Linked DNA regions of Homo sapiens: regions 2, 3, 4, 5 and 6 are each linked to region 1. A link is a loop called in an ENCODE intact Hi-C map of the cell type or tissue named here. Cell type or tissue: heart right ventricle. All regions are shown on one strand.

Region 1 (4,000 bases):
TAGATGCTGAGAATATGGTGAAATGGTAAACTATGCATAGCCTTAACTTACGGAGTGCTAGAGTTTTGGGCTGAGGAGCTGGTCACCATTGGGCATCTGACAACTGATTGTTTGGGCTTCTGGGACTGTTTCTGGAGGGGCCTGGATCTCAGCACACTGTGTCAGGTAGGAGAGGAAAAAAACGTTATCTGTTTGCTCCTAAGCTCATTGGTTGAAGATTCGCCCCACAAGCTTCAATTTCTCTGCACTTACTTTTTTCTCTGACTTATTGTGGGTTTCTCAAGCATAGGGGCCAGGGGTCCTGTGAGGTGGGTGCCATTTGGGATGCCACATGGAGCTGGCAGTGTCCACAGACAGCTGGTTTCTGCAGTGGCAGCAGGGTGGAGTAAGCGTCCAACGGTGTCCAAAGATTTGGAGTGGTACTTAAGAGGTGTTTACACGAGCAACAAGGTAAGTAGAGATAACTGGGCCTTCAATACAGAGGTTGATGGAAACACATCTGCAAGTGTACCTGATTCAAATCATCACACAGTAACCCCTCCAGGGGAATGTCAAATTCTGTACTGTTTTTAATGCTCAGCTGACACATTGCTCTAGTCCAGTGGTTCTAGAACTTTTTGAGCTTAGGATCCCTTTATACTCTTAAAAATTATTGAGAACTTCAGACAAATTCATATATATGAAGTGAGGGGACAGAAAGGAGGTATATCTATATCCATATCTATCTATCTATCAATATTTATCATATTAAAAATTAAAATGGAAAAAAATAAAGAATATTTATAGATGGAAAAGTGGCCATTATAAACCAATTACATGTTAACACAAATAATGTGTTTTATGCAAAATAACTATATTTCCCAAAATAACAGTTAGTGGCATCAGTGGCATTGGTTTACATTTTGCAAACCTCTTGAATAGCGGGTTTAATATCAGATAGTGGAATTCTCTTTTTTTTTTTTTTTGAGACATTGTCTCGCTCTGTTGCCCAGACTGGAGTGCAGTGGTGCAATCTCAGCTCACTGCGACCTCTGCCTCCCGGGTTCATGCGATTCTCGCGCCTCAGGCTTCCGAGTAGCTGGGATTTATAGGCGTGCGCCACCATGCCCAGCTAATTTTTTGTATTTTTCGTCGAGACGGGGTTTCACCATGTTGGCCAGGCTGCTCTTGAACTCCTGACCTCGAGTGATCTGCCCACCTCGGCCTCCCAAAATGCTGAGATTACAGGCGTGAGCCATCGCATCCGGTCGCAGATGGTGGAGTTTTTATTTCTGCTTCCACATTTGACCTGTTACCATATGTTTTGTTTGAAGTAGATGGGGAAGTCCAGCACCCCCCAGGTATACAATTGAAAAGGGGGACTTCGTGTGTCCCTGAAGTCCACAGACCACACTTTGAGAACTGCTGCTCAAGTCTAAGTTGCGAATTTCTCAATTACATGAACAAGACTCTAGCGGAAACCAGTACTGTGTGCGCTCAACAGACTAAATTGTTTGGAAAAGCGTTTCCTAGGAGTTGCTATAAACCAAATGACTCATTTAAACGTTTTTATTACTTTGACAAATACTTCGGCTCTGCAGCCTGTTCCTTTTTTAAACCAACTTGCCTCATTACACAGCTGTGGTCTGCACAGCTTTGGCCACCAGGTGGCTCCCACCCCCAGCCTTTTCTAGAAGGATCCATTCAGGACGCTTCATTCCTTGATGGCGCCCTAGCTGCTCAGGGCACTCAGGGAAACTTTATTTTGTTCAACATAAGAAAAGAGTCAGTTGTGGGAGGCCGACGCAGGCGGATCAACTGAGGTCAGGAGTTTGAGACCAGCCTGGCCAACCTGGCAAAACTCCGTCTCTACTAAAAATACAAAAATTAGCCGGGCATAATGGCGGGCACGTGTAATCCCAGCTACTTGGGAGGCTGAGGCAGGAGAGCTGCTTGAACCTCAAAGGCAGGGGTAGCAGTGAGCCGAGATCATGCCACTGCACTCCAGCCTGGGCGACAGAGGAAGACTCCATCTCAACAACAACAACAAAAAAAAAAAAAAAAAAAAAAAAAGAGGAGAAAAGAGTCAGTTGGGTAAGGGGAGGATTATTTCAAGGAAAAGGGAAGTTAAGAAAGAATAGAACTGGCAGTGCGTGGTGGCTCACGCCTGTAATCCCAGCACTTTGGGAGGCCGAGGCGGGTCTAACACGAGGTCAGGAGTTCGAGACCAGCACAGCCAAGATGGTGAAACCCCCTTCTCCACTAAAAATACAAAAATTAGCCGGGCATGGCAGCAGGTACCTGTAATCCCAGCTGCTCAGGAGGCTGAGGCAGAGAATTGCTTGAACTCGGGAGGCGGAGGTTGCAGTGAGTCGAGATTGCTCCACCGCACTCCAGCCTGGGCGAAAGAGTGAGACTCCGTCTCAAAAAAAAAAAAAGTATATTTAACATAGGAGGTTGGTAAAAAAAATCTAAAAGAGTTGGTCTGAATACTGGAAGAAGTACTATATGGCACCTTTACTCTCTTACCAGCTTAATGTAGCTTTTTCCTTCTCATTGTTTTTAACTGATATGCTTAAATTGGGTATTATTATCTCTACTAAAATGGTTCTCTCTCAAAGCAAGGTGTTATACTAGATACCACGTGGGATAAACAAAGAGGTGGTGGGGAATGCGCCCCTCCACCCTGAGAGACAGGAGGTGTGGGTGTTTTCACTCTAGCACATATTCACTGTGACACTGTGGGGTTACTTCTGTTTCCTAACCTGAGTGATCCACCCCACTTACAAGAGAGGGCTGATAATCCTTAACTGTCCAGAGGTTTGTTTCCAAATCAGATTGTCTCTGGAGTTCCTTGCGAGACTCGAAATACACGATTCTGTGATTCTATTTCAGTCTGGTTGAGTTCTTTAGTTGCAAGCAACAGATAACCAACTTGGTTAATCTTGCCCAGTTTCCTTAATAAGACTCATACGGCCCTTCGCTACCTGGGCCCTGCCTGTGCCTCCAGCCTCAAATCTTCTTCAGGCACTGTGAAGCTCCAGACATATGGCGACATCCCCCACACCATGTGTGCCCCTTCTCCGGCCTCTGCTGCCTAATAGTAGGTTTCAGGTAGGCATCACTTCCGCTGGGCTGCCTTCCATGACCTCCCCAGTCTGGATCGCGTCCTCTCCTGGGTGCTCCAGCAGCAGCTTCCTCCACTTCTCCATCATACCTTTGAGACTATTGTATTATAATTTTCTAAATGCTTTCCCCTCCTGTGAGTCCTGGGCAGAAGGAAGCATGTCCACCTTCTTCACGGGTATCCCCAATACACAGTACAGTGTCTGGCACACAGCAGGTACACAAAATATATTTAATGAAGGAACAGAGGAAGGGAGAGAAGATATCTCTTCTTGGATAGTGCCAGTCATATATTAGGTGTTCATTAAACATTTGTAGAACCGAACTGAGAATGCTGAGCCCTTTAACAGGATCCTCAAAACCTCGTAAAATAAACACAGATAGGCCGGGCGCGGTGGCTCACGCTTGTAATCCCAGTACTTTGGAAGGCTGAGGCGTGTGGATCACAAGGTCAGGAGATCGAGACCATCCTGGCTAACGCAGGTGAAACCTGGTCTCTAGTAAAAATAGAAAAAATTAGCCGGGAGTGGTAGCGGGCGCCTGTAGTCCCAACTACTCGGGAGGCTGAGGCAGGAGAATGGCATGAACCCGGGACGCGGAGCTTGCAGTGAGCCGAGATAGCGCCACTGCACTCCAGCCTGGGCTACAGAGCAAGACTCTTGTCTCAATAAAAATAAAAAACACAGATAATAATAGGATTTTGCCGAATATAGAACCAAGTGGCAGATTTAAAATTTGAACCACAACATCCTGGATTTGACGTCTTTTGTACTACTTTTGTTGAGAAAGGGGAAATGCTCTCTTCACTCAGGCACCCACCACGAGAGCTAGCCTGGAGGATGCGGGCTCAGCACGTGCTAGAGGAACCCCGGGGGGATGGAGAAACGGTGGAGAG
Region 2 (4,000 bases), 540 kb after region 1:
GTGCTAGATATTTATGTTGTTTCTGAATTTTTATTTGAAATGATGCTACTGTGAACATTCCTTTAATTCTTTTTGGATCATAAAATTTTGGGGAAGAGCTCGCATGACATTCTGCAAAGCATAAAGGAGTTATTAATATATTTTCACCCACTATTGAATGTTTAAATATTATATAAGTCTAGGTGTGGTAAGTACTATAAGCACACTGTTTTCTCCCATTTCATCCTCTTGGCAAGAGAACTCTCCTAGAAAGAAGACTAGCACCTAGCAGAATGCTTTGAATAGAGCAGGCTTCAATAAAGATTTGACATTGATGATACTGAAGAGATAACCTGGCTAGTAACAAGATGTTGCATAGAGATTCCAAACATTAATTTCCTTCCTTGCCGAATGTAAGCAAACACAAACAGCAAGTGCTAATGGTAAATGTGGTAAAGCACTAATTTCTCTGAGTTGGTCAATATTTAGCTGAGGCATGTCAGTTCAAAGCCTCCCACAATGTTTCTCCTTCATTAAGCAAGTCATCTCTGAGATATTCTGTAATTTTCTGTATATCTTCTTTATTATATGGTTAGTTTTTCTGTTAAAGATCATGTGTGGGCTGGGCATGGTGGCTCACGCCTGTAATCCCAGCACTTTGGGAGGCCAAGGCAGGCGGATCACGAGGTCAGGAGATCAAGACCATCCTGGCCAACATGGTGAAACCCCATCTCTACTAAAAATACAAAAAATTAGCTGGGTGTGGTGGCTAGTGCCTGTAATCCCAGCTACTCGGGAGGCTGAGGCAGGAGAATCTCTTGAACCCAGGAGGTGGAGGTTGCAGTGAGCTGAGATCGCGCCATTGCACTCCAGCCTGGGTGACAGAGCGAGAGACTCTGTCTCAAAAAAAAAAAAAAAAAAAGATCATGTGTGGGCCGGGTGCAGTGTCTCACCCTGTAATCCTAGCACTTTGGGAGGCCGAAGCGGGAGGATAGATTCAAGCCAGGAGTTCGAGACCAGCCTGGGCAAAATAGCAAGAACCCCGTCTCTACAGAATAGTTTTAAAAATTAGCTGGGTGTAGTGGTGCATGCCCCTAATCCCAGCTACTTGGGAGGATGAGGTGGAAGGATCGCTTGGGCCCAGGAGTTTGAGGAACCCTCAACTTCACTCCAGCCTGGGTGGAGCAAGGCCCTGCCAAAAAAAAAAAAAAAAAAAAAAAAAAGGCCGGGTGAGGTGGCTCACGCCTGTAATCCTAGCACTTTGGCAGGCCAAGGTGGGAGGATCACTTGAGGTCAGGAGTTCAAGACCAGCCTGGCCAACATGGTGAAACCCCATCTCTAATAAAAATACAAAAATTAGCTGGGCGTGGTGGCAGGTGCCTGTAATCCCATCTACTCAGGAGGCTAAGTCAGGAGAATCGCTTTAACTGGGAGGCAGAGGTTGCAGCGAACCTAGATGGTGCCACTGCACTCCAGCCTGGGTGACAGAGTGAGACTTTGTCTCAAAAAAAAAAAAAAAGAGAGAAAGGAAGGGACGACAAAGAAAGGAATGAAGAGAGAGTGAGAGTAAGAAAGAAAGAAGGAAAGAAAGAAAGAAAAAGAAGGAAAGAAAGAAAGAAAGAAAAAGGAAGGAAGGAACAGAGGGAGGGAGGGAGGGAAAGGAAAGGAAAGTAATGCTTGGTGTATGCAAGGCAGATAAAAATTTTTTGGAAAAGCAAGGCTGCCACCTTGTGGAACATTTGTATTGAATGCTTTCACTTTAAATCAACTGTAACGCCACAAGTGATTTGCAGGATTCTTTTAATTTTTCTCAATACGAGTTTTCTCCCTGCATTTCATCATTTTGTCTCATTCATTCTATGGCATCGATGTGGTATTAGTGTCAGTTTGCACTCCAGCTTTTGAAGATATGCAGTTTCCATTAAAGAAAACTTAGTGACTCACTTTTCCTCTACCGCCTCTGTCTACGGATCTGTGTGCTTATCTGCATGGAACTCTGACTTTGAAGTCTGTCTTGTACTCCCTCAGAAAAATATCAGGAAAATGTCTTTAAAAGTCCATTAACTGTTACAATTTAGAATTAAACACCTGTCACTTCCAAGGCAGAGGTGAGAAAATGTGAAGTTAAACAAATCACAGGGGATGCCTCCTCTGAGCATGGAAACTTCTCTCCCTAACTGGCTTGAGTTAGGTTCAGCTGTTCAACATGTGCACTTGATGTTGGATCTTCTTTGGCATGATGTTGGCAGAGACATTGGAATCTAGAGAACTGTTTAAGGCATGAACCTGGCAACGTGGGCGCTGCTTTTTCTCCTTTCTTCTCCTTCCCTTGCTTATACATCACTGGGGCAGAGGTGAGGGGTGGCAGAAATATCACTTATGGGATCAGAAAATGAAAACCCAGGACTCAAAAGGCTGGCAGCTGAGGGTCTAGACGACTCCTCTCTGCTTACTTAAATCCCTACTGTCTTACCTCTTGGCCCACAATAAAAGTAAAACATGCCCCAGGGAGAGAAAAAGCAAAATATTATGAATTGAATTAAAACCGTGTACATAGCTCTTAATTTATCGCATGCTGTCAAATGTATTGGCTATAAAGGGATAAGTATGTCAAAGTCTTGGAGCCAGGCAGCCAATTTGAAAGTTCTCCTGGTTGGCCGTGGTGGCTCATGTCTGTAGTCCCACCCAGCACTTTGGGAGGCTGAGGTTTGTGGGTCACTTGAGGTCAGGAGTTTGAGACCAACTTGGCCAACATGGCAAAACCCCGTCTCTTCTAAAAATACAAAAATTAGCTGGTTGTGGTGGTGCACGCCTATAGTCCCAGCTACTTGGTAGTAGGCTGAGGCACAAGAATCGCTTGAACCTGGGAGGCAGAGGTTGCAGTGAGCCAAGATCATGCCACTGCATACTCCAGCCTGAGGAAGACTCTGTCTAAAAAAAAAAAAAAAAGAAGATTCTCCTGTGACTTTCACCCTGATCCTCTAGTGTTGAGTGTAATTTGCCCTGCGGTCCCCTGGAGTCTCCTAAGCTGGTCTTAGCCTACAGAATGGCACAGCTTAGAGTAACAATCCACTGTGTCCGCCCAGCACCCTTGCTGCCGTCTGGGAGTAGTCACGCCCATCTTTTAGAAAATGTTCCTTCCGGCCGGGCGGGGTGGCTCACGCCTGTAATCCCAGCACTTTGGGAGGCTGAGGCGGGTGGATCACTAGGTCAGGAGTTCGAGACCGTCCTGGCTAACGCGGTGAAACGCCGTCTCTACTAAAAATACAAAAAACATTTAGCCGGGCGTAGTGGCGGGCGCCTGTAGTCCCAGCTACTCCGGAGGCTGAGGCAGGAGAGTGGCGTGAACCCGGTAGGCGGAGGTTGCTGTGAGCCGAGATTGCGCCACTGCACTCCAGCCTCCAGCCTGGGCAACAAAGCGAGACTCTGTCTCAAAAAAAAAAAAAAAAAAAAGAAAGAAAGAATATGTTCCTTCCCTGCTGCCCTCCAACAGTGCAGGGACATGGCAGCTGCCGTGTTGGTATAGACCCTGCCCTCCTGGCTGCAGTGGATTGGTCTGGAATAGAACCTGGTTCAGACAGGGCAGCCAATCAGCCCCTTTCCCAGAGATTTTTGACTCTTAGGGAGAGCATAGTTAGAATTTCTCTGGTGTACATGCAGTAAAAGAGAATGAAATTGCTACCCAGATCGAAGTAGAGAAAAGCCTGGTGAGAGTTCCGAGGGCTTCAGGTCCTCAGTTGGAGTTTTCCTACGTCCCAGCTGCTCCCCTGACCTCCCCAGGTTTGACCCTGTGACACTCCTGTAGACCTTTCCTATCAACTCCTCTTTTGTCTAACCCATTTCGAGATGACTTTCTGTTGTTTCTGTCCAAGAGTCCTAATGATTACATATGGAGAAACCTGTATCAAGGTCCCAGCTTGGCCAGGAAAGATTCGAGTACCAAAGAGTATTCCTTCCCTGTAAGCAGATGATATGGAAACCAGATTATCAGAAGGTTGCTCGGAGACCGTAAAATCAGAAC
Region 3 (4,000 bases), 180 kb after region 1:
CCAGGCTGGAATGCAATTGTGCAATCTCGGCTCACTGCAACCTCTGCCTCCTGGGTTCAAGTGATTCTCCTGCCTCAGCCTCCTGAGTAGCTGGGATTACAGGCATGTGCCACAACCCCCAGCTAATTTTGTATTTTTAGTAGAGACGGGGTTCCTCCATGTTGGTCAGGCTGGTCTTGAACTCCCGACCTCAGGTGATCCGTCTGCCTCGACCTCCCAAAGTGCTGGGATTACAGGAGTGAGCCACTGCACCTGGCTCTCCCTCTGTCTCCCTCTGTCACCCGGCTGGAATGCAGTGGCGTGATCTCAGCTCACTGCAACCTCACCTCCCGGGTTGAAGCAATTCTCAGACCTCAGCCTCCCGAGTAGCTGGGATTACAGGCACCCACCACCATGCCTGGCTATTGTTTGCCCTTTTTTGCCCTTCTGCCATGTGAGGACACATAGAAGGTGCCATCTAAGAGGAACGGGCCCTCACCAGACACTGAATACCTGGCTCCTTGATCTTGGACTTCCCCACCTCCAGAACTGTGAGCAAGACATTCTGTTGTGTATAAATTACGCAGTCTAAGCTGTTTTGCTACAGCAGCCTGAACAGACTGAGACACCCACATTTGAGAGTTGTTTCCTGGGGCCACTTCTGGCACCAAACACGCAGTGTTCAATTGGAAAAACAAACCATTCTAGATATTTTAAGCAGAAAGGGATTTAAATTACGGAATCAGATACTGTAAAAACTGCTGGCAGGTCTAAAGGAGCAAAAATCCAGGGAAGTTTGTCAAAACAGCATGAAGAAAGATGCTAAGTAGCATGAAAAAATCCAGGAAAGTAAGGTGTTAGTTTCCAGGTTCATCATGACAGCTATGGGACGGGGACCTAGGAAATTGCTGCCCCCTGTTCCCTGGTCAGAAACCTCCATGATGCTCAAACGCCCAACAGGGAGGGGCAGCCTCGCAGCGGGTGCCTGGAGGTGGCTGCAAGGCCTCAGGTGTGCTGAGGTCCCCACATGCCCCCTGCTTGCGGCCTCGGCATCCCTTTGTCTTTCAAATAATGCAGGAGTACCTAAACTTGGTCCTTGGCAGAATGTAAATCCTGGAACCCTGGAGGCAAGAGGGTCTGGGAAATGCAGTTCTAGGATTCCGAGGAAGGCAGTGGAGATAAACCGTGGCTGAAGATAAAAAGAGGGAGAGAAAGCTCCCTAATGTCTAGCACACTCCATTAGAAACCTGGCCGGGCGCGGTGGCTCACGCCTGTAATCCCAGCACTTTGGAAGGCCGAGGCGGGAGGATCACGAGGTCAGGAGATCGAGACCACGGTGAAACCCTGTCTCTACTAAAAATACAAAAAAAAAAAAAAAAAGAAAAGAAAAATTAGCCGGGCATGGTGGCGGGCGCCTGTAGTCCCAGCTACTCGGGAGGCTGAGGCAGGAGAATGGCGTGAACCCAGGAGGCGGAGCTTGCAGTGAGCCGAGATAGCGCCACTGCACTCCAGCCTGGGCGACAGAGCGAGACTCCATCTCAAAAAAAACCAAAAACCAAACAACAACAACAACAAAAAACTTCTTTCTAATCAGGAATTCAGCTCTCTTCATTATACTCACTCTTTCTGTGAATCTCCTGACCCCCCCCCCCGCCCCCCGACAGGCTATTTCTCAGGGCCTGGTCCACAGGCCAGGTGTGCCCCATCCCAATCCTACTAAAATGTGCTCTCTGCAGGCAGCCTTTTTAGGACCACCATTAAGTACGCTGACAACCAAAACTTTCCTTTTCTCCAAGCTGTGAAGCTAAGGTTTCTGGAGTTTCCAATGGTTGCAAAGCCCACATAACTCGCTGAGCAACTGAGCTTGTGTCTGCTCCCCCTGTGCTGGCACACTGCCCAGAGTGGCAGCTTGCGAAGTCAGGAGCAGGATGGGGCATCTGAGACGGCCCTGCCTCCTCAGTACGCTTCAGCACACTCCAGTGTGTGAGTACAAGGCAGGAAGCGCTGGCTGCTGTCATTCCCTTTGTCCTGAAGAATGACAAATAGTCCACTGTAGGGTCCCAGCGGCTTCCCTGCCATGCCCAACTCATACCCTCAGTATAAATTACAAATTTACAGTTACACACCCTACCATCATACCTTAGCAGAGAAAAAAAATTAAGCTGAGTTACAAACTAGATGTTATTAAAAGCCTAAAGATTATGGTTACAAAGAAAAATATAACTATTACAAATTCTCAAGGCTTAATTATTTTTTCTTTGTAAAGACAGGCAGGCTGGACACAGTGGCTCATGCCTGTAATCCCAGCACTTTGAGAGGCCGAGGTGGGCGGATCACCTGAGGTCAGGAGTTCAAGACCAGCCTAGACAACATGGTGAAACCCTGTCTCTACTAAAAATACAAAAATTAGCCAGGTGTGGTGGTGTGTGCCTGTAGTCCCAGCTACTCGGGAGGCTGAGTCAGGATAATCGCTTGAACCTGGGAGGCAGAGGTTGCAGTGAGCCAGGATTGAGCCACTGCACTCCAGCCTGGGCAACAAGAGCAAAACTCCGTCTCAAATAAATAAATAAAGGCAATTAAAATGTAAATTTGTAAAACAACAACAACAACAACAAAATAAAGGCTTGTGATACTACCCACCAGAATAGATCAAGCAAAAATTTGGATCCGGTAATTTTTTTTTTTTTTTTTTTTGAGATGGAGTCTTGCTCTGCCACCCAGGCTGGAGTGCAGTGGCGCCATCTCAGCTCACTGCAAGCTCTGCCTCCCGGGTTCACACCATTCTCCTGCCTCAGCCTCCCAAGTAGCTGGGACTACAGGCGCCCGCCACCACGCCCAGCTAATTTTTTGTATTTTTTTAGTAGAGACGGGGTTTCACCATGTGAGCCAGGATGGTCTTGATCTCCTGACCTCGTGTGGATCTGGTAATTTTTAAGTCTTAAAAATTCTTTGAACTCAGAACTGTAAATAATGAAGAGATGTCCAAAGCATTGGCAGGCCTTGCACAGAAATTTCCTGGCTGCTTGAATTTCAAACCTCTCGCCTTCCCAAGTCAGTGAGCACCAAGCTTTGGGAATGATTCCCAACCCCAGGGAGCCCTCGAAACAGCTGAGGTCCTGGGCTTTCCCTGGAGGTGTTGGTTTCCGTTGTTTGTTGTTATTGTTGTTTTAAGATTCCCAGGTGCTTCTAATATGCAGCCACAATTGAAAACCTCTGGTTTAAGGGTTAAATAAGGCGGACATCTCAACTGTTTTCATATTGCTACTTCACTACTTCTACTACTCCCAGAAATAATCTAGTAACTATTTCCAGTCCCACAATGTAATGGTCTTGAACTGATGCCATTTAAAGTTGTGTTCACCTGGCCTGTAACAGCCACCTTGACTCCTTTCATAGCCTGGGGTTGTGGCTGACTTTTGTGACTTTCCCTGAGTGAAATGGTGTGTGCACTAGAGTTACTGTCTTCTCTCCTGGCTGGCCATTTTGAAATACCTTCCACATACAATACATGCCTACTTATTTGCTTTTTCTCCCTTTTCGTTGATCAGGACTTAAGAGTTTTGAAAGTTGATTAAAATAAATATTCTTCAGAACTTGAATCTGGCTGTCAAGAATGTGAGTGAAGCCCCATACAGTGGCTCACACCTGTAGTCCCAGCAGTTTGGGAGGGCAAGGCAGGAGGATCACTTGAGCCCAGGAGTTCCAGACCAGCCTGGGCAACATAGTCACTCTGGTTGGGGCATGCCCTCTGCACCAGCTCTGGGAGGTGATTCTGCCTGTTTTGCTGACTGCCCAACCTCACAGAGTGGTTGTGTGTTTTTCTAAGCCTAATCGATCAGCCTTCTTGGTGGTTCTATGAGCTGCTTTTTCAGTCCATTCCTTTTCTTAAATTGGCCAGAGTCCTTCCATGTTTGCAAGAAGAATCCCAACTGCTATGACTCTTATTCTAATTAAAATAAAATTCAAACTCCTGTCATGGTCTCAGATAGGTGACCTGGCCCCTGCCCACATCTCTGGCCTT
Region 4 (4,000 bases), 120 kb after region 1:
CCATTCCTCGCCTCGCCCCCCGTTCCCAACCCTCGGGACACTGGAGACTTGCATTTCACAAACGGGTTTGCTCCAGGCCGCACTCCATCCCCGAGGGAAAGCTCCCCAGAAGTTCTGGAGTTGGGCTGAAGGATGTGATGGCAAGATGTGAATGATGTCAGAATCCCCATCTCCAGAGTCCGGCTGGGGAGCTAAGCGCAGGTGAGCTTACATCAGAAGAGAAAGCCAAACCCCCCACACGTCGCTAAACTAGGGCACGGGAATGGCGTGTTATGCAACGGCCGCCGTTCGCGTGGCCACGAAAGCGCTCCTGCGCCTCGGGCCGCGTCCCGCCAAGACCGTGAGCAAACTCGCAGAGTTGGCGCGGCAGCCGGCCGGGAGACGCCGAGCAGGGCCTGGCCGCCCGCAGCCCGGGAGGAACGGCGCCCCCAGGGTCCGGTGGCCTCTGAGGGGCTGACTGGCCCGTGAGCCGGCGGCGCGGCCGCGGGGAACGGGGTGGGAACCGCGCGGCAGTGGGTGAGGCGGCGCAGCCACCGGGGGCTGAGGGGCGGCGCGGCCTCGACTGCGGCACCGCCGTGGGTCCGTCGGCTCGCGGGACGACGGGGCGGCCGGCGGGGGCCAACAGGGCGGGCTCTGAAGGACTGATTGGCCCGTGGGACGATGGCGCGGCCGGGAGGATGGCCCCGGATCCGTGGGACCGCTGCGCCGCCGGACCGGGGGTCCCGAGGCTGTCAGGGGCGCCCGGCCGGGCGTCTAGTGAAAAGCCGATCCCCCGGAGACAGCGGAAGCAGAGGCGCGCCCGGCGCTACGGCCTTTCGGGTCTAGGACACCGCCCCCGGCCCGCGCCGCCCCTGCCCCGCCGGGATCCCGGCCGCCCCGGTCGCCGCACAACAAAGCGGCGCAGCCCCGCTGCCCCCGCCCGACGCCGGCCTCCAACTTCCCCGGCTCCTCTGGAACCGGCTCCGCGGGCTCCGTACGGCCTGGACTACGAGCCGCCGGGCGGGGGCGGCTCCGGGCGGGCGCGGACCGTGGGGGCAGGGCGCAGGGCTCCGTCCGGACAAACTTCCTCGGCCGCCCCGCCGGGCGCCCTTCCCGGAGCCTCGGCACCACAGTAGGTGCGCGGAGCCGCAGGGCTCGACCGCTTCGCGGAAACTCTCGCCACCCTCCGAGCTGCCGCCCCGACCCCAGCTCCCAGCCCCCTCACCTCCAGGGGCGCGGTCTACACCCTCGGGGGCGTCCTGGCCGGCGGCTCCCGGGCCTCTCGCGCCGGGAGACCGGGCACTGGTGGCTGGAGCTGCTGCTGGCCCCGCAGGGACGGGGGAGCCCCGGGCGGCGGCGGTGGCGTGGACGGCGACTGCTCCATCTTCCCGGGGCGCTCACGCCGCGGTTCCAAAGCGCAGACCCAAGTGGGACATTCGCTACATTGTTGGCATTCCACGGGCGTCACGTGACCCCGCCTCCCGCGTCACTCTCGGCCGCATACCAGTCCGGGCGGGGCGCCTGCGGCCCCTGCTCCTCCGCGGCCGCTCCGCCCAGCCCCGCCCGGCCGTGCTTCCTGCCTCCGGCCTCGACCGCCACCTGCCCACGGCCTCCCTGCTGGCCTGCGGTAGCTCGCCAGGGCCTCTCGGACCTATTTGACTGGCTGCTATCTGCCCCCAAACTTGAGTATTTGCCCTCTCGACTGCATTTGTATTAAAAGTTGGTAACTGTCGTTAAAGCCACTATTCTTAAGTATCTCATACCAGTCTTGGTGAAAGAAAAAAAAAAGTTAGCAGGCCTGAAGGAGCCACCAAGTTACCAACTAGTGGCTGGACACTAAAAATAGGGGCAGAAAAGGACAGACGGCTATTGGGACAGTGGAATCAAACAATTAAGAAGGACGTTTGCCAGAAGCGGTGGCTCACGCCTGTAATCCCAGCACTTTGAGAGGTCTAGGCGGGTGGATCACCTGAGGTCGGGAGTTCGAGACCAGCCTGACCAACTTGGAGAAACCCCCGTCTCTATTAAAAATACAAAATTAGCCAGGCGTGGTGGCTCATGCCTGTAATCCCAGCTCTTCGGGAGGCTGAGGCAAGAGAATCACTGGAACCCGGGAGGCGGAGGTTGCGGTGACCTGAGATCGCATCATTGCACTCCAGCCTAGGCAAGAAGAGCAAAACTCCGTCTCAAAAAAAAAAAAAAAAGAACGTCTGATGCACACCCAAATTTAACCTGATTTAATTTAATCAACCTCCCCTCCCCATGTATATTTTCTTTCTGAGAAGTATTTTATGGTGTAGGGAATAGTATAGTACCGTATATACCAGCAAGTGAGGTCGTGGGTTTTGAACAGCTTCACTATCCATTTGAGGACTGTGGATCTGGTACAGGGACAGAAGCAGGGATGGTGCAAAGATTCACAGTAGAAATAATAGACTGGAAGCCAAATCCTCAGTCTACTTCTGGCTCTCCTAACATCATACTTCCTACCACCTATATCTGTGGCAAGTGATGCTGAGGGTCAATATAGTGTTTAAAGTCAACTCGATTTCCTCTTTAATTGACAAACTCTTGTGAAATTTTTAAATTTTACTCTCATGGGAAACAGTAGTAAAGGTCATTATCTGTGCACTATTTTGACAGTCTCACCCAGCCTTCAGTCCCTGGTTCATCCTCCTCCCCTCCCTCTCTTTCAATCTCTTAAGGCCTCAGCTCTTCCAGGGAATCTTCTCAGATCTCTGTTTTCTCTCTTCTTTGGGCTCTGATAATCAAACCGTAATCCCTTCCTGCCAGCAGAAGTGTGCAAAAAAAAAAAAAAGAAACCATCATCGTGCAGCTTAGAATTCAATTTAATTTTTCGATAGTATCCTGTATGCTACCCAGATATCTTGCACAGTACTGGGAGCAAAATAAGTCTCCAGCCAATATTCTGCAATTGAGCCCTACTGGCATTACCTATGTACTTTTCCACATTTTTTCCTTTTTTTCTTAGAGACAGAGTCTCACTCCATTGCCCACGCTGGAGTGCAGTGGCACAATCATAACTTACTGCAGCCCACATCAGCCTTGAACTCCTGAGCTCAAGCCATCCTCCTGCCTCAGCCTCTAGGGTAGCTGGGAACACAGGCGCACACCACCATGCTTGGCCTTCTTTTCACTCTTAAGCTGACTATACTTTCTCCACCCCAACCCCAAGCCACATGGCTGCTAATCTTTTTTTGTTGTGTGTTTAAAGATCCTGCTCCTGCTCTGCCTTCAAAGATGTAAAAATAATTTTTAAAACACTTGTGGAATGAAAAATATTATAAAATAGATTTAATGGACCTTAAAATTTGTGCATAAAATACCTAATAAAAATGTTGCAGTTACAATGATCATTTCAGCATTGTTTGCAGTAGTGAAAAATTGAGAAAAACCCCAAATGTCCAGTCAAGGGGTAGGAAAATGAAAGGTAGATATCCAAATGATGGAATATACACAGTAGCTAAGTTAATGAACTAGCTCTGTAGTTGTAAAGGATAAATGATGGTAGAAAGAATTCAAAAGCACTGTGGAGTGAAAAAAAGCAAGTTGCAGAACTATATATATACACTGTGATACCATATTTATAAATAATCAAAATCCCACAGAACCTAAAATGATCACATACTTTATATAAGTATAGACATAGAATGCAATATCACACACACCAAATTCATGACAGCTGTTGTTTATATTAGAGGGAAGGAGGGAAATTGAGCAGAGAAAAAAAATGAAGACTTCAACTTTACAATGCTTTCTTTTATTTAAAAAACGGAAATAAAACTCAAAATCTTAAAAGTTGTTGGTTCTGGGAGGTTGGGTTCAATAATGTGTGCTATACTATTCTTTGTGCCTTTTTTAAAAAACATTAAAAATTTTAAATTTTATATATATATATGAATACAGACAAATTGGAAACAAGTTTCCAAGATAGGGGCTTGGTTGGGAAAGCTGACACGCTCACATGGAAGAATGTTGTGATTAACGATTTGTGTTTATT
Region 5 (4,000 bases), 190 kb after region 1:
GGCCAAGAGCTCAAGACCATTCTGGGCAACCTAGCAAGACTCAATCTCTACAAAGTATTAAAAAATGAGCTGGATGTGGTGGCTCATGCCTGTAGTACAAGCTGCTCATGAAGCTGAGGAGGGAGGATCCCTTGAGCCCAGGAGCTGGAGGCTGCAATGAGCTGTGATCATGCCACTGCCCTCCAGCCTGGGAGACAAAGTGAGACACTTTCTTTCTTAAAATAAATAAATAAATAAGAAGGCCAGGTGACATGGCTCATGCCTGTAATCCCAGCACATTGGGGGTGAAGGTGGCAGGATCACCTGAGGTCAGGAGTTTGAGACCAGCCTAGCCAACATGGTGAAACTCCGTCTCTACTAAAAATTATAAAAATTAGCCAGGTGTGGTGGCATGCGCCTGTAATGCCAGCTACTTGGGAGGCTGAGGCAGGAGAATCACTTGAAGTGTGGAGGTGAAGGTTGCAGTGAGCCCAGGTGGCCACTGCACTCCAGCCTGGGCAAGAGAGTGAGACTCTGTCTCAAAAACCGAAAGAGAGAAGAAATGTACAGTCTAAGTAGTAATTGTACTATCTGTAAGCTTAATTCTTCTAGGATTGTTATGGAAATTTATATATTTTTTCGACTCCTTTTTTGAGACAGGGTCTCACTCTGTTGTCTAAGCAAAAGAGTTGTACAGTTATACACAATCACGGCTCACTGCAGCCTTGACCTCCTGGGCTCATACAAACCTCCCACCTCCAGCTTCCTGAGTACCTGGGACTACAGGCACGTCCCACCCCAGCTAATTTTTTTTTTTTTTTAAGAGACAGGGGTCTTGATAATGTTGCTCAGGCTGGTCTTGAACTCCTGGACTCAAGTGATATTCCTGCCTCAGCCTCCCAAAGTGCTGGGATTACAGGTGTGAGCCTTTGCGCCCAGCCTTTACTCTTGGTAACAAGTAGATGCTTTACTGAGACTGTTCACATACAACCCTTTGGGAAACAGAGCCCAGTAAATATTGTGCTTATAAATGCTGTACCCCTTGTCGCCTACAGATACACCTGAAGGAAAGAGTGTCATGAGAGGAATTTGAAAAGCATTAATAATCCCCTAGAGATTCAAATTTATAATCCACAACTTTTATAAACAACCAGATAGTTCTATGGATAATACATTTCATTAAATCTTCTCCAGAAACAAATTTTGTATAGTGTTCACTTATTTCCCTGCCATTAAAAGGTCATTCTTCTTCATATTAACAGCAGAGAATGCCATGGAGTTGCAGTGATTGACTGAGGCATATTCTTTAGAACTCCTCATTACATATTTCTGATTTTAATTCGGAGAATCTGCCTTTTCCTAGATTCATAATGCTAGGACACACAAAAGAGAGAGAGTAGAAAAAGAAGAGTGGAGAGAGTCTGATGACTTATTTTTCACATACTTCAGATGTTCACTTTTTTTAATTTTTAAAATTGTGATAAAATGTATGTAACATAAATGTTATCATTTTAACAATTTTTTGGTGTACAATTCAGTGACTTGAAGTATGTTCACTATGTTGTGCAACCATTCCCACCATCCATATCCAGAATTTTTTCATCATCTCAAAAAGAAACTCTGTACCCATTAAGCAATAACTTCCCAGTCCCCACGTACCCACCAGCCGCTGGCAGCCTCTCTTTTACTTTCTGCCTATGAATTTGCCTGTTCATTCTATGTGCCTCTTATAAATGAAATCACACAATGTTTGTTCTTTTGTGTCTGGCGTATTTCACTTAGCATAATGTTTTCTAGGTTCACCCACGTTGTAACGTGTCAGAATTTTATTCCTTTTGAAAGCTGAATATTCCATTCTATGTGTATCTTTCCATCTGTTGATGGACATTCAGATTGTTTCTACCTTTTGGCTACTGTGAATAATACTGCTATGAACACTAGTGCACAAATACCTGAGTCCCTGCTTTCAATTCCCTTGGGTATATTACTTAGAAGTGTAATACTTGTCCACGTAAATTCTAAAAAGAAAGGAAAGATGCATACCCTTAAATATTACAATTTCAGGAGCAACTCAGAGCTGGTTTTACAAGTCCATGTAGGTAGAATGAGGGCTGCTGAAAAAGTATTCCAAGTATTCTAAAATATAGATGCACTTCTACTGCCTCAAGATGTCGGAAAGTTTCATTTTGATGAGAGCTGGTTATTTGGAAAGGTCCCAAAATGAGAGCTTATATCTAAGAAATGAACCCTCCCCAGTATCACCAATAAAAGGTTGTGAAGTTCTTCATTTTCATAGTTTCAATGTTTTCCCTTTAATGGATTGATTAGAGTGCCCTCATGTGTCTGTATTATTATATTATGGAGGTTTTGAAAAAGATATAATACTAGAATCATCCTAGAATTCTTCTTTATTCAGAAAAATAAAATTTTAAAAAAAAAGATATACTAGAATCATAGAACTGGGGAGAAAATTTAAATATCTTTTTGAAAAAACAAACATTGCCTGCATGCAACTCTGCATGCATGCCTATTCTAGGCACAATGAAAAAATAAATTTTTTATGGCTGGGTGTGGTTAGTCACACTTGTAACCTCAGCACTTTGGGAGGCCAAGGCGGTGAATTGCTTGAGGCCAGGAATTTTTTTTTTTTTTTTTTAGACGGAGTCTCACCTAAGCCTCCCGAGTAGCCGGGACTATAAGTGCCCACTACCACGCCCGGCTAATTTTTTGTATTTTTAGTAGAGACAGGGTTTCACTGTGTTAGCCAAGATTGTCTCCATCTCCTGAACTCATGATCTGCCCGCCTCAGCCTCCCAAAATGCTGGGATTATAGGCATGAGCCACCACACCCTGCCGAGCCCAGGAGTTTGAGACAAGTTAGGCAACATGGCAAAACCCCGTTTCTAGAAAACATTAGCCAGGCATGGTGGTGTGGCCTGTGGTCCCAGCCACATGGGAGGCTGAGGTGGGAGGATTGCTTGAGTCCAGGAGGCGGAGGCTGCAGTGAGCTGAGATTGAGATTATGCCAATGCATTCCAGCCTGGGCAGCGGAGCCAGACCCTGTCTCAAAAGTAAGTAAGTAAATAACTATTTTAAAAGAGTAATCTAAATCACACATACAAAAGAGTTTCTAAGATGTACAGCTACAATGTAAAGAATAAAAAACACACTCCTCCTAGTGAGAAAGAGTATATTACCAGTATCTTAGAAGCTGTGGATGCCCTTCATAAATTGCATCACCCAAGCTTACCCTCAGAGGTAACACTAAACTGAATTTAGTGTTTATTTCCCCCTGCTTCTCTTTATAGTTTTACTACTCATGTTTGTTTCCCTAAACAGTATTTTTAGGTGAGGGGTTCCTATTTTCCCCCCAAATTGAATAAACTGCATAAATTGAACCCTATCGTATGTGTTCTGTGACTTGCTTCTTCTACTTTTTTAAAAAAGAAGGCTGGGCACGGTGGCTCACGCCTGTAATCCCAGCACTTTGGGAGGCTGAGGTGAGCGGATCACGAGGTCAGGAGATTGAGACCATCCTGGCCAACATGGTGAAACCCTGTCTCTACTAAAAATACACAAATTAGCTGGGCATGTATCGGGGGAAAATTCAGCGAGATATCGGGCCGAAATTCACCCCCAATATTTCACGTAGGTTCTTTTCTATTTTCCCTAAGTGTCGGCTGGTCTGAGAAATAAAGGGACAGAGTACAAAACAGAGAAATTTTAAAGCTGGGCATCCGGGGGAGACATCACATGTCGGCAGCTTCCGTGATGCCTCCTGAGCCACAAAACCAGCAAGTTTTTATTAGTGATTTTCAAAAGGGGAGGGAGTGTACGAATAGGGTGTGGGTCACAGAGATCACATGCTTCCCAAGGTAATAAGATATCACAAGGCAAATGGAGGCAGGGCGAGATCACAGGACCACAGGACCAGGGCGAAATTAAAATTGCTAATGAAGTTTCAGGCTCGCATTGTCATTGATAACATCGTATCAGGAGACAGGGTTTGAGAGCAGACAAC
Region 6 (4,000 bases), 240 kb after region 1:
GGCTCACGCCTGTAATCCCAGCACTTTGGGAGGTCTAGGCAGGCGGATCACGAGGTCGGGAGATCGGGACCATCCTGGCCAATATGGTGAAACCCCATCTCTACTAAAAAATAGAAAAACTAGCTGGGCATGGTGGCACATGCCTTTAATTCCAGCTACTCGGGAGGCTGAGGCAGGAGGAGAATCACTTGAACCAGGGAGTTGGAGATTGCAGTGAGCTGAGATTGTGCCACTGCACTCCAGCCTGGTGACAGAGCAAGACTCCATCTCAAAAAAATAAAAATAAATAGCTGAAAGATGGCCTGGCACACTGGCTAACGTTTGCAATCCCAACACTTTGGGAAGCCTAAGAATTGGAGACCAGCTTGGGCAACATAGTGAGAACTCTACAAAAAATCAAAAAATTGGCCAGGCCCATGGTGTGCACCTGTAGTCCTAGCTGCTTGGGAGACTGAGGCAGAAGGATGGCTTGAGCTGGGGAGGTTGAGGCTGCAGTGAGCTGTGGTTGTGCCACGACACTCCAGCCTGGGCCACAGAGTAAGACCCTGTCTCAAGAAAAAAATAGCTAAAATACTACAATTGGATTGTTTGTAACACAAAGAAAGGATAAATGCTTGCAGCGATGGATTAACCCCCGCCAAAAAAGAAATCTTGTTGACTGTTAAATATATAGAAAAAAAAATTCAATCCCATTATTCACTATTTCCCATTAACGAGATAATCTTCATTTTTTTTTCTTTTAGTCTCCTTATACATACGCTTTTTGAAAATATATTGAGATATTGAGCCCAGGAGCTTGAGGCTGCAGTGAGCTATGATTGTGCCACTACATTCCTGGCTGGGGAACAGAACAATGTCTCAATTTTTTTTTTTGCTGTGTATGGTGGCTCAGCCTGAAACCCCAGCACTTCGGGAGGCTGAGGTAGGAGGATTGCTTGATGCCAAGAGTGTGAGACCAGCCTGGGCAACATAGTGAGACCCTATCTCTAAAATGAAATGAATCAAAAATGTATTGAGATAGATAAATAGAATTTAGAGCCGAAAGCTGTAACTGTAACATTTAAATATTCTGATAACAAATGGCTTTCCAGAAAGGTAGTGCAAAATTTCAAGACTAATGTATGAGAGTGGGAGTCTTATTTGCCAGCATTAAATGTTTTTCCTCATTAACAAAAATTACTGTGTTTTGTTAGATGATTCACTTTTTTTTTTTTTTTTTTTGAGACAGGGTCTTGCTCTGTTGCTCAGGCTGGATTGCAGTGGTGCCATCTTGCCTCACTGCAACCTCAACCTCCATGCTCAATTGATTTTTGTATTTTTTTGTAGAGACAAGTTTTCGCCATGTTGCCCAGGCTGGTCCCCAATTCCTGGGCTCAAGCCATCCGCCTGCCTTGGCCTCCCAAAGTGCTGGGATTACAGGCATGAGCCACCATGCCCAGCTCCCATTCACATTTTAATATCTGCAATTTGTATAGGCTATGGTGAAGACACATTGTTTTTTTTTTTTTTTTTTGAGATCAAGTCTCGCTGTGTCACCCAGGCTGGAGTGCAGTGGCGCCATCATGTGCCCAGCCGACACATTAGGTTTTTAAAAATGATTATTCATGCTGGGCACAATGGCTCACACCTGTTATCCCAGCACTTAGGGAAGCCGAACCAGGTGGATCACCTGAGGTCAGGCGTTCGAGACCAGCCTGGCCAACATGGCGAAACCCTGGCTCTACTAAAAATACAAAAATTAGCTGGGCGTGGTGGCGTGCACCTCTAGTACTAGCTACTCTGGAGGCTGAGGCAGGAGAATTGCTTGAACCTGGGAGACGGAGGTTGCAGTGAGCAGAGATTGAGCCGTTGCGCTGCAGCCTGGGTGACAGAGCAAGACTCAAAAAGAAAAAATTATTTGTTATCTTTTAACAAAGTGCCTGAAGTGTAATAAGTGTTTCACAGTTGCTTAACCAAGTTAACTATCTTATTAATGTGTCATATTCTTGTTAGTATATAAATACTTGTTGAATTCTTTTCATTGCTCACAGAAATGTCTGTGGTGCATATGGGCAATTTAATATCTCTGAACAGGCAAGGTGGCTCGCGCCTGTAAACCCAGCATTTTGAGAGACCGAGGCAGATGGATAACTTGAGGCCAGGAGTTCGAGTCCAACCTGACCAACATGGTGAAACCCCATCTCTACTAAAAGTAGAAAAGTTAGCCAGGTGTAGTGGCGCACACCTGTAGTCCCAGCTACTCAGGAGGCTGAGGCAGGAGAATTGTTTGAACCCAGGAGGTGAAGGTTGCAGTGAGACAAGATTGTGCCATTGCACTCCAGCCTGGGTGACAGAGCGAGACACTGTTTCAAAAAATAAATTAATTAATAAATGATTATAATATTATCTCTGAACTTTTCATACCTGGAAATAGTGGCTGCTGATACTGTTGAGGAGAAAGGTGGAGAAAGATTGCCAGGGGGACCTGCTTAAGCATTGCTATTACTATTGCTCTAATCTATGTATGAGTCAGAAACCTTTGAATTTGGAATTTGTAAAACGGTAATGGTTAACTTGAATCTCAGAGGACATTTGAGAAGCAAAAGGATGCCAAAATAAAACTGTGAGTATGAAGAAATTGAAGGCAACAAATGAAAAGATAGGCATTGTAATGTACAATTATCTTTAAGTTTTAAAACAATCTTGTAACATAGATATCCCCACACTACAGATGTGAAACTGAAGCTCAGAAATGTCAGCAACATTCCCATAAACAGTAAATGTATAATGTAGGACTAGGCTTACTAAAGACCATAGTCATTTTAACACAGCACACTAGGTGCTACAAATAAAATACAGCCATTGGCCAAGGCAATGTTGTAGAAACATGTAACTTTTCTTTTTTTTCTTTTTTTTCTTTTTTTTTTTGAGACAGAGTCTTGCTCTGTCACCCAGGCTGGAGTGCAGTGGTGTGGTCTGGGCTCACTGCAACCTCCGCCTCTCGGATTCACACCATTCTCCTGCCTCAGCTTCCCAAGTAGCTGGAACTACAGGCACCCGCCACCACGCCCGGCTAATTTTTTGTATTTTTAGTAGAGACAGGGTTTCGCCGTGTTAGCCAGGATGGTCTCGATCTCCTGACCTCGTGATCCGCCTGCCTCGGCCTCCCAAAGTGCTGGGATTATAGGCATGAGCCACCATGCCCGGCCTTGAAACATGTAACTTTTCTCTTTGAAAACCTATAACTGTTACCATCATAGTCATCATAGTTCTTGATCTTTTTTGTCAACAGAGGCTAATTGGCCACCCAGAGATGTTCATAATCACACATGTAACAAAATACATCATTGCCAACCTGGGCGTTATGCACAGTCCCTGTCTTATATCTGTAATAGATGTCCTGGGGCTCTGTTTTATCCAATTGTTGAGTGAGGGAAAGTGCCATTTCTCAACCTTGCCTGAGCGGTCAGGAAAAGCTTCATAAGAGGTGATCCTTAAGCAAATTCATAGTTTGCCTTGCCAGCAAGTGGGTGGCAGGAATTACAGGCAGAGGGAACGATCTTGTGATTGTTTAAGAAGTTGATAGTATTTTAGTATTGTTAGAGGATAGGATATTTGAGAATGGGGAAGAAAAGAGAGAAAAGGCTGAAGAAGTAGGCAGGGACTAGAACACAAAAGATCTTGCATGACACTATAAGAAGTTTTATAAACTTTTATAAAACTTTATAAAAACTTTTATAAAACTGTATCAGTAATGGGGAGCCATTGAAAATTTTTAATTAGTGGAATAATGAAAAACACGATGAAGCCAAGCGTAGTGGTGCTCCTGTGATCCTGCCTACTTGGGAGGCCTAGGCAGGAGGATTGCTTGAGCCCAGGAGTTTGAAGCTGCAGTGAACTGTGACTGTACCATCGCACAACAGCCTGGGCAACAGAACAAGACCCCATCTCTTTAAAAAGGAAAGAAAGAAAAAAAAGAAATGCATTGGTAATGGTACCAAAACAGATGTATAGACCAATG

What was found. Peaks named below come from ENCODE experiments on the same cell type or tissue, not always from the same donor. Only the 100,000 strongest peaks of a DNase experiment are listed, where the experiment ranks them.
Region 2: a loop joins it to region 1, with 10 times the contacts of the local background. A loop is called at or near these places in 78 of 110 quality-filtered maps.
Region 3: it touches region 1 in a loop (2.9-fold over the local background); 76 of 110 quality-filtered maps call a loop at or near these places.
Region 4: a loop joins it to region 1, with 3 times the contacts of the local background. A loop is called at or near these places in 48 of 110 quality-filtered maps.
Region 5: a loop joins it to region 1, with 8 times the contacts of the local background. A loop is called at or near these places in 81 of 110 quality-filtered maps.
Region 6: it touches region 1 in a loop (5-fold over the local background); 53 of 110 quality-filtered maps call a loop at or near these places.

The regions. Positions count from the first base shown.
Region 1 is chr13:20,942,090-20,946,089 of GRCh38, forward strand. It overlaps LINC00367 (long intergenic non-protein coding RNA 367), which reads right to left. Exons shown (of 6, transcript NR_104058.1): 3 at 253-511; 4 at 52-156. Among named protein-coding and RNA genes, the nearest start is that of LINC00367, 5.3 kb to the right of the region's middle. RefSeq lists an enhancer at 1,405-1,981. In heart right ventricle, a CTCF peak has its summit at 1,640 (motif pointing right); DNase peaks (open chromatin) are centred at 1,652 and 3,999; H3K4me3 peaks cover 94 bases; H3K27ac peaks cover 469 bases; H3K27me3 peaks cover 85 bases.
Region 2 is chr13:21,477,413-21,481,412 of GRCh38, forward strand. No RefSeq gene overlaps it. Among named protein-coding and RNA genes, the nearest start is that of ZDHHC20, 20 kb to the left of the region's middle. In heart right ventricle, a CTCF peak has its summit at 1,719 (motif pointing left); no DNase peak of the experiment used is centred here; H3K4me3 peaks cover 723 bases.
Region 3 is chr13:21,123,124-21,127,123 of GRCh38, forward strand. No RefSeq gene overlaps it. Among named protein-coding and RNA genes, the nearest start is that of SAP18, 15 kb to the right of the region's middle. In heart right ventricle, no CTCF peak of the experiment used is centred here; no DNase peak of the experiment used is centred here.
Region 4 is chr13:21,060,142-21,064,141 of GRCh38, forward strand. It overlaps LATS2 (large tumor suppressor kinase 2), which reads right to left and starts at 1,445. Exons shown (of 8, transcript NM_014572.3): 1 at 1,205-1,445. RefSeq lists an enhancer at 1-804 and silencers at 310-719, 860-1,659. In heart right ventricle, CTCF peaks have their summits at 432 and 1,580; DNase peaks (open chromatin) are centred at 305, 730 and 1,450; H3K4me3 peaks cover 2,079 bases; H3K27ac peaks cover 2,594 bases.
Region 5 is chr13:21,131,705-21,135,704 of GRCh38, forward strand. No RefSeq gene overlaps it. Among named protein-coding and RNA genes, the nearest start is that of SAP18, 6.4 kb to the right of the region's middle. In heart right ventricle, a CTCF peak has its summit at 2,337 (motif pointing left); no DNase peak of the experiment used is centred here.
Region 6 is chr13:21,179,344-21,183,343 of GRCh38, forward strand. No RefSeq gene overlaps it. Among named protein-coding and RNA genes, the nearest start is that of MRPL57, 4.7 kb to the left of the region's middle. In heart right ventricle, a CTCF peak has its summit at 1,562 (motif pointing left); a DNase peak (open chromatin) is centred at 1,572.